Regions from separate parts of the Homo sapiens genome. Here regions 1 and 3 are each linked to region 2. Evidence: chromatin contacts called from ENCODE Hi-C or POLR2A ChIA-PET data. All regions are on one chromosome and are shown on one strand. The core of a region is the stretch at or near the end of the contact, and the rest is flanking DNA. Distances in the headings are between cores, read along the strand shown. Region 1 overlaps GNG7 (G protein subunit gamma 7). Region 2 has its middle 7.0 kb from the start of TLE2. Region 3 overlaps GNG7 (G protein subunit gamma 7).

The links. A loop is a pair of places that touch in the nucleus more often than their neighbours do. ChIA-PET counts read pairs that join two places held with the same protein, here RNA polymerase II (POLR2A). Pooled maps may share reads with other maps.
Region 1: a loop to region 2 is called in a pooled map, with 6 times the contacts of the local background. The contact joins two enhancer-like sites. A Hi-C loop is called at or near these places in 2 of 50 pooled maps. POLR2A ChIA-PET finds 5 or more read pairs at or near these places in 4 of 52 experiments (B cell, activated B cell, activated naive CD8-positive, alpha-beta T cell and 1 more).
Region 3: a loop to region 2 is called in a pooled map, with 6 times the contacts of the local background. The contact joins two enhancer-like sites. A Hi-C loop is called at or near these places in 1 of 168 maps with a recorded cell type or tissue (MCF 10A) and 2 of 50 pooled maps. POLR2A ChIA-PET finds 5 or more read pairs at or near these places in 3 of 52 experiments (B cell, Caco-2 and activated T-cell).

Annotation. Positions count from the first base shown.
Region 1 is chr19:2,619,461-2,622,160 of GRCh38, forward strand. The region is part of intron 2 of GNG7 (G protein subunit gamma 7); the gene reads right to left. Among named protein-coding and RNA genes, the nearest start is that of MIR7850, 9.9 kb to the right of the region's middle. RefSeq lists enhancers at 1-5, 1,338-1,637, 2,517-2,700. Within about 2 kb of position 1,436, at least 25 of the 41 ENCODE cell types and tissues checked have a DNase peak (open chromatin) inside an H3K27ac peak, as active enhancers do; they include B cell, where a contact is called at or near this core.
Region 2 is chr19:3,034,941-3,037,640 of GRCh38, forward strand. It overlaps a transcript of TLE2 not described here. Among named protein-coding and RNA genes, the nearest start is that of TLE2, 7.0 kb to the left of the region's middle. RefSeq lists an enhancer at 331-530 and silencers at 671-840, 1,501-1,560. Within about 2 kb of position 1,356, at least 38 of the 41 ENCODE cell types and tissues checked have a DNase peak (open chromatin) inside an H3K27ac peak, as active enhancers do; they include B cell, where a contact is called at or near this core.
Region 3 is chr19:2,680,177-2,682,876 of GRCh38, forward strand. The region is part of intron 1 of GNG7 (G protein subunit gamma 7); the gene reads right to left. Among named protein-coding and RNA genes, the nearest start is that of GNG7, 21 kb to the right of the region's middle. Within about 2 kb of position 1,440, at least 5 of the 41 ENCODE cell types and tissues checked have a DNase peak (open chromatin) inside an H3K27ac peak, as active enhancers do; they include B cell, where a contact is called at or near this core.

The sequences.
Region 1 (2,700 bases), core at 186-2,685, 420 kb before region 2:
TTTGTTTATAGTAAGGCTGAGCCCTAATCAGGGTGAAGGGCAAGGTCAGACATCGGAGGACCACTGAAATGTCCATTCTGTCCCACCTGGTACAGCAAACGCCACCATGGAGCAGGACTCAGCCATGAAAAGGAACAAGGCTCTGATGCCGGCCACAGTGTGGATGGACCTTGAGGACATCACACTCTATGAAAGGAGCCAGAGACAGAGGGCCACGCAGTGTGTGATCCCATTTCTACGAAATGTCCAGGACAGGCCCATCCATGGGGACAGGGAGGGGATGCGTGTGTGGCAGGGCTGCCGGGGGGAGATGGGGAGTGACTGCTCATGGGGGACAGGGCTTCTTTTGGGGGTGATAGGATGTTCCGGAATTAGATAAAGGAGATGGTTGCACAACTCTGTGAATGTAAAAACCGCTGAGCTGCACATTTTTAAAGGGTGAGTTTTACGCTGTGTCAGTTATATCTCAATAAAGCTAATCCTAGCATTTTGGGAGGACGAGGGGGGGGCGCGGATCACCTGAGGTCGGGAGTTCAAGACCAGCCTGACCAACATAAAGAAACCCCGTCTCTACTAAAAATACAAAATTAGCCAGGCATGGTGGTGCGCGCCTGTATTCGCAGCTACTTGGGAGGCTGAGGCAGGAGAATTGCTTGAACCCGGGAGGTAGAGGTTGCAGGTTGCAGTGAGCCGAGATCGCGCCATAGCACTCCAGCCTGGGCAACAAGAGCAAAACTCTGTCTCAAAAACAGAAAAGAAAAGAGGAGAGGGGAGGGGAGGGGAGGGGAGGGGAGGGGAGGGGAGAGGAGAGGACCCTGTAGAATGAAAGAAAGGCAGATCCCCCTGCACCCTGGCTACAGGCCGTCGTCCCGACCCCTCTCTCTGCAGGCAGGTCACTGCCCCCCTCACAAACCTCTGTCCTGATCCCCCAACCCACACACCAGAGCTGGGCCCATGCACCGGGAAACCTGCCACCCCAGGGGCCACTCCAGTCTCAGACCAACAGGATATTAAAAAAGGCGAAACCTCAGAACCGTTTCCTATCGAAACCAATTAGAAAGCTCTTGGGTATGAGTCCAATGTTTTCAAGCAACTAAAGGCAAAAGAGAAGATTTTCAACGAAACATCCCAGCTGGGGGTGAGCTTCTTAGGGTCCTGTCATCGGCCACCCTAGAGGGACCTAGGGGTGAGCTTATGCCGTCAGCACCCCCAGCCAACGTGGGTCGGCCAGTTAGCTGGGCGTGGTGTTGTGCGCCTGTAATCCCAGCTACTTGGGAGGTTGAGGCAGGAGAATTGCTTGAACCCGGGAAGTGGAGGTTGCAGTGAGCCGAAATCGTGCCATTGCACTCTGGCTCCGGGCAACAGAGCAAGACAGCTCTGTGCAGAGAACAGACTCCTGCGGTGGAAATGCTGGCTGCCTTTGAGGCTGGGTTCTGTGACCTTGGGTTTCCCAGCCTGAGCTTCCAGTTTCATTTATAAAAGGGGTGACGTGGCCGCCTTCCTGCAGGCGCTCTGAAGGTGGCAGATTACACAGAGGTGGTACGACTCATACAGGTTTCTGCAAACGGGGGCCCCATCAACAGTCACCTTTCCTTAGCACAGCGCCTTCCTCCTGGGGTGACCTCGCCCCTTCCTGCACACCCCAGGAGCTTCCTGAGACCTGAGTAAAGCTCACTTCCCTTGCAAGGGGTTTAGTGACGTCCCTTCAAAATTCTTGTCCACGGGGAACCTCGGAAAATGACTGTTACGGACTAATTGCATTTGCTTAAAACTTATGTTGAAGCTGGATGTGGTGGTCCACACCTGTGGTCCCAGCTACTCGGGAAGCTGAGGCGGGAGGATTGCTTGAGCCCTAGGATTTCAGGGCTGCAGTGAGCTATGATGCTGCCACTGCACTCCAGCCTGTGCAACACAGCAGCAAGACTCCAGACACAAAAAATTAATTAAAGAAAAATGGCTGGGCACAGTGGCTCACTCCTGTAATCCCAGCACTTTGGGAGGCCGAGGTGGGCAGATCACCTGAGATAAGGAGTTCGAGACCAGCCTGACCAACATGGACAAACCTCATCTCTACTAAAAACACAAAGTTAGCCGGGCGTGTTGGTGCGCGCCTGTAATCCCAGCTACTCGGGAGGCTGAGGCAGGAGAATTGCTTGAACCTGGGAGGCAGAGGTTGCAGTGAGCCAAGATGGCACCACTGCACTCCAGCCTGGGTGACAGAGCAAGACCTCATCTAAAACAAACAAACAAACAAACAAACAAAAACAAAGAAGGAGACACAGAGAGACAGCAGAAAACAGAAGCAGAGACTGGAGCAATTCGACGGTAAGCACAAGCCAGGTTTGCCAGAGCCCCCAGAAGCCAGAGGACGCGGAAGGATCCTCTCCTGTAGCGCCCAGGGGAGCACAGCTCTGCAGACAGCTTGGTTTAGTACTTCTGCCCTCCAGAACCGTGAGAGGACACACGTCTGCGGATTGATACTTCCGGGTCTGTGGTCACCTGTTATGGCAGCCACAAGAGGCTCGTCTGCCCCTTTTCTCTCCCCTTCCTTCATGCTGATCACCACGGAGGAGTGAGTTCGATTCCCTCTGCCTGCCCAAAACCCTCATCAACTTTTTTTTTTTTTCTCTCTCTTTTGAGACGGAGTCTTGCTCTGTCACCCAGGCTGGAGTGCAGTGGCGAGATCTCGGCTCACTGCAA
Region 2 (2,700 bases), core at 106-2,605:
AGGAACAGGGGCATTGCCCGGTGAGTGAGCTGAGGCTCCCTAGAGCAGGGGATCTTTACCCAGCAGTCTTCAGATCCCTCTAACAGGCACACTGCACCGGGGAGGGTAAATACAGATTTGTGGATTGCCCGAGAAGCCACAAGACCACACACGCACACAGGAACACACCCCATCCCTTAGTGTGTGATCCGCCAGGAAGGAGGAGTTTTTGCTCTGGGCAGCAACATCCCCAACTTTGGGAGCAGCGGGTGGAATTTGGGGAGACTCTGCTGCCAGCAACTGTGTGCATACTGGGGAACCCTTGGCCGCCTGTGACTCCATAACTCCCCAAAATACCACATCCGGCCAGAGCAGGAAGCAGGGAAGCAACCTGCCAGGCGTGTTCCAACGTGGGTAGAGTCCCCAGCGACTTCATTTGCCACGCGGGACTTCACGGACCCCCTCTTTGCGCCTCAGTTTCCCCAGCTGCACCATCAGGGAAGAAGCTGCCAGAGGGGAAAAGGAGCTCAGCCGCCGATCTCCCCCTTCCCATTACAGAGAGGCTCAGCCCCTGGTTCCTGGCTAGGGTTTTACGTTGTGGATGTGGGTTTACGGAAAAAAAAAAAAGGGAAAAAGCTGAGAAGCTGCGCTGGGACCCCGGATTGCTCAGACCACCTTAAATCAGCCTGGCCGCCCCAGCTACTGTGGAAATTCCTTTCTCCGCGGTGGTTGGCTGGGGGCGCCAGCCAATCCGCTCGCGACGCTCCCACATGGGTCAGTGACGTCACATAGGAAACTGGCCAATGGGGATTAGGAGACCAGCAACCAATGGCAGGAGGCACTGGGATCAGTAGGGCCAATCGGAAGGCAGCTCGGCGCTCCCGGCGGGGTTTGGCGAGTGTGGCCCCCCTCCCTAGGAGAATCTGAGACCCTAGTGGACGCCCGAGCTCGACCGGATTGGAGGAGGGGGGGCTAAGGCTCCATTATTATCCAGAAACAGGGGAAAGCGAGTCACCCCCAAGCCTGGCCTATCTCCCCTTCAAAACAAGGGACCCTCGTGCAATATGCTACCAGCTAGCTGGCGGAGCAGAGGTTGCATCTTTCTCCCTATTTCACAGATAGGTAAACTGAAGCAAAGAGTAGTTAAGTCACGCTGGACGCCCGGCGAAGAGCTGAAGCTCTTACCCGAGCCTGGGGGCTCCAGGAACGGTCTCAGTTTTACCCCCAGGTGGGGGGGATGGGCCTATAGGTAGTCAGGGGTGGAGGGGGGTGGTGCTGGGCCTTGTGCCTCAGTTTCCCCGAGCGTGGAAGCTGGAGGAGAGCACGGGTTTTCAGAAAAAGACTACGATTCCCAGAAGCTCCCGCGCGGCTCCCGCCCAGGCTGTCAATCAAAGTAACGTGGGTACCTCTCCGGCCCGCGCTCTCCCGCCCGTCGCCTCCCTCCCGCCAGCTCCCGCTCCCTCCCTGCCGGCTCCCGGCCCGGCGCGGTATAATTACAGCCCATTGATCCGACCCGGGCCGGGAAAGCGGCTCCCTCGGGGAGGCCAAGCCTTTGGCTTCCGACACCGCCAACCTCTGCCTACCGCCCCCTCCAGCCGAACTGCCGGGCCACCAGCCAGGCCTGTCCCCTCCCGCTGGCCCCGGGCTCGCGGGTGACCTCTGAGCCTCAGCTCCCCGCCACGCTTGGCGGTGTGCCCCCCGGAAAAATCACACACACATTTCCTTCCACCCAGGAACATGAGGAGCCATCTCCCTAGAACCTCCAGGGCCTCTCTTTGAGCCTCAGTTTACCCAGATGCACAGTGAGATTGCTGGACAAAACTTTCATGAAACCCATACTCCGTGCTGTTCTGCCTGGGAGCAGCCAGGGCTGACCTTGGTGGAAACTCAAGGAGGGGCTCCCAAGTTTGGGAGGAGGGGGAGACAGCCCAGCTCTCTCAGAACCCCTGTGGTCGGGGTTGGGGTTAGGGAGGATCAGAGCTGGGGGTGGGAGTGGGGGCAGGCTCAGCCAGGATTTAGCGCCCCCATTGGGAAGTTGGGATAGCTTTCTAGATGTTGGGTGGTAGTATTTAATAGATGTTGGGGCAGGGCGTGGTGGCTCACGCCCGTAATCCCAGCACTTCAGGAGGCCGAGGCAGGCGGATCACCTGAGGCCAGGAGTTCGAGACCAGCCTGGCCAACATAGTGAAACCCGGTCTTTACTAAAAATACAAAAATTAGCCGGACATGGTGGCACGCTCCTGTAGTCCCAGCTACTCAGGAGACTGAGGCAGGAGAATTGCTTGAACCTGGGATGCAGAGGTTGCAGTGAGCCGAGTTCGCGCCACTGCACTCTAGCCTGGACAACAGAGTGAGACTCTGTCTCAAAAACAAAAACAAAAACAAAACAAAACAAAAAGATGTTGGGTTTCGGTATTTAAGCTAGGGTTTTGCAGAATGCATAGGAGTTGCCTCATTTGAGCAGTGCCTTTAGATTACCCTAACCCTAAGTGGACAGAAGAAAGATGGGGCAGCCTTAAGCCCTTTCCTGTGACAGAGTGAGCCTTGGGCTCTGACCCCTAGCTTTGCTGTGTGGATCTGGGAACATCCCCCAGCTGTGAAGTGTCGGGGAGGTAGATACCCCCTAGGGTTAGAAGGCCCCTGTGCCTACTTTCGCATGGGTCCTGAAGTCACAGTGGGTTCTGACCAGCAGGAGTCAGGGCCTGGGAGCCCGTGGTAGGA
Region 3 (2,700 bases), core at 190-2,689, 350 kb before region 2:
TCGCTCTGTTGCCCAGGCTGGAGTGCAGTTGTGCGATCTCGGCTCACCACAACCTCCACCTCCCAGGTTCAAGTGATTCTCTCTGCCTTAGCCTCCCCGAGTAACTGGGATAACAGGCACCCGCCACCATGCCTGGCCAATTTTAGTATTTTTAGTAGAGATGTGGTTTCACCATCTTGGCCAGGCTGGTCTCAAACTCCTGACCTCAGGTGATCCACCCGCCTCGGTCTCCCAAAGTGCTGGGATTACAGGCATGAGCCACCTTGCCCAGCCACCTGTCTCTATTTTTTAAAAAATTAAAACATTTTAAAATTAAAAATTAAAAGCTCTGAAAAGTGACCACATAGACTAACAGTGGGTTTTTTAGTAAAATACACTTAACACAAAATTTACAATTTTTTTTTTTTTTTTTTTTTGAGATGGAGTTTCCCTCTTGTTGCCCAGGCTGGAATGCAATGGTGAGATCTCAGCCCACTGCAACCTCCGCCTCCTGGGTTCAAGAGATTCTCCTGCCTCAGCCTCCTAAGTAGCTAGGATTACAGGCATGCATCACCACGCCTGGCTAATTTTGTATTTTAGTAGAGGCGGGGTTTCTCCATGTTGGTCAGGCTGGTCTTGAACTCCCGACTTCATTCGTTTCTTTTTTGAGACAGGGTCTTGCTCTGTTGCTCAGGCTGGAGTGCGGTGGTGTGATCACAGCTCACTGCAACCTTCGTCTCCCGAGCTCGCATGAGGGTCCCCATGTCCTACCTCCCCGTGAGCCCTTGTGATTGTTTGTTGTTCTGGTTTTTTAATTCTAGCCATCTTACTGGGCGTGAAGTGGTATCTCACCATGGCTCTGATTTGCATTTCCCTGAGGACTGACGCGGAGCATGTTTTGAAGTGAAACCGACAGTTTTTGTTTCTTTGATCCTCCTGTGTAACCCTCCCAAGTAGCTGGGACTACAGGTGTGCCCCAGCAGGCCTGGCTAATTTTTATTTTTATTTTTTTTGTAGCAACCAACTTTTTTTATTTTATTGTTTTTGAGACGGAGTCTTGCTCTGTTGCCCAGGCTGGAATGCAGTGGCACGATCTCGGCTCACTGCAACCTCCACCTCCCAGGTTCAAGCGATTCTCCTGCCTCAGCCTCCCGAGTAGCTGGGACTACAGGCGCCCGCCACCACGCCCGGCTAATTTTTTGTCCTTTTAGTAGAGATGGGGTTTCACCATATTAGTCAGGATGGCTTCGATCTCCTGACCTCATGATCCGCCCGCCTCGGCCTCCCAAAGTGCTGGGATTGCAGGCGTGAGCAACCTCACCCAGCCGGTCTCCAACTCTTGGACTCAAGTGATCCTCCCACCTCGGCCTCCCAAAGCGCTGGGATCACTAGCATTAGCCACATCACCGGGCCAGATCCTTCTTGCGCAGTGTTTGTGTGGACATACGCTTTCACTTCCCTTAGGTGTACGTCTAGGAGTCAACTCACAGGGTCATATGGAAACACTGTATGTAACCACTTCAGGAACTGCCAGGCTGTTTCCAGAGCAGCTGTACCACATGATGTTCCCAGCAGCGACGCATGAGGATCCCCGTGTCTCTACCTCCCCGTGAGCCCTTGTGATTGTTTGTTGTTTTGGTTTTTTTAATTCTAGCCATCCTACTGGGTGTGAAGTGGTATCTCACCATGGCTTTGATTTGCATTTCCCTGAGGACTGATGCGGAGCATGTTTTCAAGTGAAACTGATAGTTTCTGTTTCTTTGTTTTTGTTTGAGATGGAGTCTTGCTCTGTTGCCCAGGCTGGAGTGCAGTGGCGCAATCTCAGCTCACTGCAACCTCCGCCTCCCAGGTTCAAGGGATTCTCCTGCCTCAGCCTCCCAAGTAGCTGGGATTACAGGCGCGCGCCACCACGCCCGGCTAATTTTGTATTTTTAGCAGAGACTGGGTTTCACTATGTTGGCCAGGCTGGTCTTGAACTCCTCACCTCAGGTGATCCACCCACCTTGGCCTCCCAAAGTGCTGTGATTACAGGCGTGAGCCACCGCGCCCGGCCTGAAGCTGATAGTTTTTAACATGAGGGGTCCTGGTATAATCAACTCCACAGCTAGAAGGAAGCCGGAGTTTTACCTGGAAAAATGTGCAAGGAAACGTGGCTGGTTCCATCACGGAGATGAAAGAGTTTGTGCAAAATGCAGACAGAGCCATCTCATAAAAGAGCTACAGGGCGAGCTGGGCACGGAGGCTCACACCTGTCATCCCAGCATTTCGGGAGGCCAAGGCGGGCGGATCACGAGGTCAGGAGTTCGAGACCAGCCTGGCCAACATAGCGAAACCCCGTCTCTACTAGAAATACAAAAATTGGCCAGGCGTGGTGGCACGCACCTGTAGTCCCAGCTACTCAGGAGGCTGAGGCAGGAGAATCACTTGAACCCGGGAGACGGAGGTTGCAGAGATCACACCACTGCACTCCAGCCTGGGCAACAGGGCGAGACTCCATCTCAAAAAAAAAAAAAAAAAAAAAAAAAGAAGAGCTACAGGGAGGCAGGGGTCATCCCTGCCCCTGCTCCCACCCCATCCGGTGAAGTCTCCCACTCCACGCCATGAGCCTTGGTTTCCTCATCTGAAGACAGAGCCTCAGAAGAGCTGCCAGGGGTTGCTCTGGGGGTAACTGCAATGCTGGGGTGAGGGGCAATCGGAAACCTGCAGCTGCAACTGTAGGAG